2 separate regions of the Mus musculus genome follow, and region 2 is linked to region 1. A link is a loop called in an ENCODE intact Hi-C map of the cell type or tissue named here. Cell type or tissue: left cerebral cortex. All regions are shown on one strand. Each heading gives the region's core, and the rest is flanking DNA. Links, peaks and the distances in the headings are about the cores only.

Region 1 (2,919 bases), core at 195-2,694:
ACAATTACATCTAGCGAATAAAAGATACATGGCCTTTTTACTCGATTGTTAATTCCCTTTGGGTGAATTCCTTTACCTTAAACCTTACGAATAACTTTACCTATTGTCTTAGGGTTTCTATTGCTGTGATAAAACACCATGACCAAAAGCAACTTGGGAAGAACAGGTTTATTTAAGCTTGTTGCTTGTAGTCCATAGTCCAGAGAAGTCAGGCTAGGAACTCCAGGCAAAAGCTTGTATGCAGTAACTAAAGCAGAAGCCATGAAGGAGTGCTGCTTGCTGGGTTGCTTTGCCTGCTTTCTTAAATCACTCAGGGCCACCAGCCCAGACAGACATAGCACCACCGCTAGTGAGTGGGACCTTCCCCACATCAACCATAACCAAGAAAATGTTCCTACATGCTTGTCCACAAGCCAAGCTGTTGTGTGAATTTTCTCAACAGAGATTCTCTCTTCAAAAAGAACTCTATCTTGCATCAAGTTAACATAAAACTAGGCCAACATACCTTCCAAACCACTAGGGTATTATAAAATTCAGCCACACAAATAGAAAACATGCCACAGTATTTACCTCTTGCAGGAAATGAAATGAAGACACTTTCACCTTTGTTTTTTTTTTTTTTCCCCACTCTGTCCGTTCAGATGAATCTCAAACTTTTGTTTCTTAACTGGGTGACTATTAATGTTAAAGCTGTGATGCCAAATGTTCATCATAGGAAAAAGAACATTCAGAAAAATGAATTTAGTTAGAAATCACCATCTCTTAAATTATTTCATTGGTAGTCAGAATGATAGTGTTTAAAGCTAGATTAGACTCAGAAGTGTTTTTGTTTTTGTTTTGTGTTGTTTTGTTTTCCAGTCTGTATTTTCTCAGACTGGGCATTTTCTTAGGATGTAGTTCTCTTTGATTCCTGCCTCCAAATGGGTGTGAAAGAAAAGGCAGTGTAAGTGTCCTCATTGATCTGGCTGTTGGGGCTGAATATATCCACAGGTGTACATAAATGCCTTGATTTGGGGTAGAAGGCAAGAATTCCATTCCAGTCCCAATTCTAAGACAGGATCCCTGCTTACTCTCTTGTTTAATTAAAGCTTTTCTTCTTATGTATTTTCTACCTTGAAAGTAGGGATTCCCCTGAGAATAGACCTTGTTCTTCAAACACAAGTTGTGACCTTGACCTCTGAGTCCCTGAAGTAGAAGGAGGTTCTACTCTTCAAATGGCAATAAATCTAATCTCTGTACAGCTAATATGACTTTTGTACGTTTAGTCTCTATTTTCTGTGGTTTCATATTATTGCTTCTTTCTATTCACTTAGTCTTCACATTATTTTGCTGTTCTTTGCCTTTGGAAAGACTATGCCTGTACTAACTGGTCCACATGGCCGAGTGCCCAGCATCAGCTCACAGGTAGTATGCCCAAACTCAAGCTGACATATTTCTCTGACCAAATCTCTTTTCTTTCTGCCTACCTTAGTCTCCTATACCTTCCAGGCAATTGTTAATTATTGATTCATTCCAATTCTTGGACCTTATGGATTTGCTCTCTATGCTCTATTTACTATTTCTAATATACCTTCCTTAAGTGGGAAATAATGAAACCTATGTTTCTTGGTTTTCAAAATGACTGAAGAATTGCTGGTATCACTTGAAAATTTATAAATAAGAATCACAGAGAAATAGCACCGTCGTGCCTGGCTGACTGGAGAATGCTATGCTGATGAATCCTGTCTGGGTTGGTTAGTGTTAGCGATGTCTTTCCTAAGAAAGAAAGGAAAATTGGAACTCTACACTTTTGTACTTGTTAAAAAGGGGGTTCTGGAATTTCAAATTCTCTCTCTCTCTCTCTCTCTCTCTCTCTCTCTCTCTCTCTCTCCTCCACCCAGGGACTTATATTGATATGAATCAAAATATTAAAATCACTCTCAAAGAGAGTAAAAGCTGAATCTTATGGACTAGCCAGTGCTTGGCCCACCACAGTGAGGTAAGTATGCTATTGTATATGGGCAATACCAGGAATAACTAGTTCCATAAAACCTTTAGAAAAATCTGTGTTTGGAAAACACAGCATGGAGACTGTATTGCCATGGCAACAAATTACTTTTATATAAACACTGAGTGAAAATAGCTCTCTCTTCCTCTGTGGAAGCGCATATTTTAAAGTACAAGGAACACTAAAAGTAATGGGCAGACAGGGCTACATGAATCTGGTTTTACTGTCTCTTGCTTCATTTATACCATTGTCGGTACAAATCCAGGATGAAGAAAAAATATTTTTAACTAGGGTACTGTCTCAGTTCTAAAAAGTAAGATAAACTTAGGAGAAAAATGTATAAATCATTCAAAAGCTTTGTTTTGACTTTAATATATTGATGGCAGAATTGAAGGTATCCAAACAGAACGTCCCTGATATGAAAATAGCATTTCTTCAAGAAAATGTTCCCTTTTCTATTTATAATAATTAATAATAATAATAATTCCCCAAATGTTTTACTCACCGTTCTAGCTACCCAAGAACCTTTCCTTTCAAGTTACATGAGAAGCAAATGTTTTGTTCTTCAGGAGTGATGACCTATGGCTTTTTCTTTAAACTGGGGCCTTGCTGCTCAATGCAGTAATTGCTGCAGGACATCACTCTGGGCTGGAGAAATGGGGCCATCCATCTCCAGAGTAGAAGAGCTCTGAGGACATAGAAGACAAAGTCACAGCACCCACTACCACAGTTGAATATCTCTCAGGGAGAGTTTTTCATTGTGTAGCTGGCTCCAATAACCTGCTTTGACAAAAGTAGAGACATAAACACCAAGTCATGTAAGGTAGATTTGAAGGGACTAAATATTGCGACATTTTCTTTCTCGCCAAGCATTATTTTCAACATTTAACAACAATTCTTCTTGCACATGCTCAACTGGCCAGGAAGAACGA
Region 2 (2,919 bases), core at 118-2,617, 140 kb before region 1:
CAGAGTGTTCTTACTCTTTAAGTATGCACAGTATTATCTAGCTCTCTCAACAATAGAATTAATTGTATAAAAAAAAAATCTTTAGGGGAAAATACCTAACAAAAATTTGTTAAATGTAAAACACACAAAATCAGGACATGTGGTAATTTCAAAACTGGATAAATTGCTGCTTTCCTTATCATTGTCTATAATAAAGTTATTTGAAGCTATTAATAACTATTGATGAGCACAAATTAAATTCAAGTGGGAAAGTTTGTCTTTTAGATGAAGAAACTTCTGGAGTGTTTTGGCAGCAGTTTTTCACTTCCAAACAAGATAATAATTATGTTCAAACTTTTTATTCAATTAATTGGATTAAGTACGAACTTATATACTGCCTTGCAGGGATAATTAGCATCCTGACTAGCCTAGTAGAATAGAAAGTCTTCTTCTCTGGTACAATCCATATATGTCACTCTGCTCATAGTAACCGATGTTTCTGTTGTCCTTGGGTTCCAAATGCATTGAAATTTGGAAAGGTCCTACCCCTCAGTCCCAACACACATGCACTGCAGAGAAGAGAATAAAATAGATGTATGGATATTGTCCTTATATATCTATTCTATTAGGCAGTTCTTCATTATTGTAACAAAATGGTAGGGGAGGGGGTACTGTGAACAGGAAAAGTGGCCTTTGGCCCACAACTTTGGGTCCTTCAATCCTTGACCCCATGACGTCATTGCATTTGAGTATGTAGCAGGGCATCATACATAGGGATCTCCTGTGGAGAAACTTAACCATTTTCTTGTTGTTAGGGAAGCATTACAGAGAGACAGAGAAAGTGACTAGGGTTCCACCATCCCCTTGGAGATCTTCCCACCCTCTGTTTCGTCTTCTCCATCAGTGACCAAACCTTTTCACTGGGCTACACCTTCAGCAGTTTGCAACAGGTTTCAGCATCACAAGTCTGGAGACAAAGTCTTTAACATATGGGCCTTCTGGGGATATTTAAGGACTAGATTTTAGCAAAAATCTTGTAATCACTATACATCTGAGTCATGATCATGTAACTAGACTCCATAGTCTCAGTACTTTTTTTTTTTTGAGATGGAGACTCCCTATCCATGACTGGCCTGGAACTCACTATGTAGAGCACTCTGGCCTAGAATGCACAGAGATCCACCTGCTTCTACCTCCTGAATGCTAAAATTAAAGATGTGTACCACCATGACAGGCAAGACTCAATAGTTTTTCTTTCTCTTTTACAGTTTTCCAATTGAATCCTTCCTTCCTGCCATGAACAGGGCCTTTCCAATGGGGCTGGTGGCAAGATCACTCAGAACAGAAATCAGTTGCTAATTTGTGGACAGACAAAAGCCTTTGCTACTAACATGTGTGCATCTATAAATAATCATGAGAGAGAGAGAGAGAGAGAGAGAGAGAGAGAGAGAGAGAGAGAGAGAGAGAGAGAGAGAGAGAGAACATTTTCCTCTCTCTGCAATGGCATTTAACGAAATGAAAGCATTTCTTGGGAGGTAACCAGCCAAGTATGGAAGTCACTAGACAAGGGAACCAGTGACCGCATGAAACCACATTCACATAAGCTGCTGCTGCCTGCCCCTTTGTGGTTGCCTTAGAAACCAGCCTCTCTTAACAGTGAGTCAGATCCCTGCTCAGAGGAGCAGGTGGTGAATCATATCAGTCTCCCCATTCGAGCAGATGCCTGGTTCTTTCACTGAGTCATTCCCACCTACTCCTCTCTGTCTGCACTCTGACATGAACAGAAAGTTCATTCCAATGGCCTCTTGGTGCTCATCCTCACAGCACTGACTGCCAAAAGCAAAGGGACTCTGTAGATGAAGCAAGTTCCACTGCCCTCTGGAAAGGATGCTCTGAGCAGGAGTTGTCATCCATACCATCATCCTAGGTTTTCACATTCACTGCTGAGATGGATTTTGGGCTAAGAAGACTTTTCTCACAAGTCCACACATGTCTCTGTCATACAAGGAATAAATGTGCAGTGGCTTGCAATGCATTTTAAAGAAGTGATCACGCGTGGCTGAATGTCACTGCTTTGGAAGAAAAAGAAATCCTTTTCTTAAACCAGAATTGGAGAGGGATCTTGCTAGCCGGGAGGTGAATAGGGGAAATGCAGCTCTGGACACCATGGAGGATCAATAAATATTGACAGGCAGAGGAAAGCAAAGGGTTTTCGACAACCTTAACTAACACTTTCTAATAATACCAAACTGCAATCTGCCACCAAGGAAATCTAGCCTCACCCTCGAATATACTTGGAGAAACAACACAGGGTGTGAATGAAGTTCCAGGAGCATGGCAGCTGGTGATGGAAAACCTGCTTGCATTGCTCTGGGAAGCAGACATGCATCAGCACCACCTTCTGTGATGTCACCTGGCTCCTTGTGGCTGTGGGCAGACTTCCCAAGTGAGTGAAAATATACTGACCTAACAGGTGGAACTCTTAAGCTAAAAGCACAATACCAGGACTTTGGAGATTGCTCGCCAGCTAAAGGAGTACAGAACACAGTCCAGTTGAGGTTGCCCCTTCTGCCACTTTGCCCAGTAGTTTAGTTTAGACCTCATGAAAGAGATCTAGAATGTTACATTAGAATCTGAGAAACCTGTGCTGGGTCATAGCACTGAGATTGTCTTATGTTGCTCAAGACAGTTTCTACCTCTACCCCCATCACATTTGCTTGCTATTAAAATAAGGATTCTGCATACCCTGTTAAGTCCTTCTGCCTGTAATTGCAGATCACATCAGTGTTCTCTCCATTGAAATTCTTTTATTTTTTATAATTAGTACATATTTTAGCTGGTATAACACTGAGTCAAAGATTAGCCTCTTATGACTTTGTGTGAATCATGAGATTCATCCTGTAAGGGAAGGACCAGTTTCCTAAGCTATAGGATCATAAG

The links. A loop is a pair of places that touch in the nucleus more often than their neighbours do. Peaks named below come from ENCODE experiments on the same cell type or tissue, not always from the same donor. Only the 100,000 strongest peaks of a DNase experiment are listed, where the experiment ranks them.
Region 2: a loop joins it to region 1, with 7 times the contacts of the local background. A loop is called at or near these places in 1 of 42 quality-filtered maps.

Annotation. Positions count from the first base shown.
Region 1 is chr3:57,100,361-57,103,279 of GRCm38, forward strand. No RefSeq gene overlaps it. Among named protein-coding and RNA genes, the nearest start is that of Gm22269, 48 kb to the left of the region's middle. In left cerebral cortex, for the core only: a CTCF peak has its summit at 498; DNase peaks (open chromatin) are centred at 364, 1,405, 1,726 and 2,067; H3K27ac peaks cover 2,388 bases.
Region 2 is chr3:56,961,119-56,964,037 of GRCm38, forward strand. No RefSeq gene overlaps it. Among named protein-coding and RNA genes, the nearest start is that of Gm22269, 92 kb to the right of the region's middle. In left cerebral cortex, for the core only: a CTCF peak has its summit at 1,583; DNase peaks (open chromatin) are centred at 1,009, 1,655 and 2,310; H3K27ac peaks cover 2,262 bases.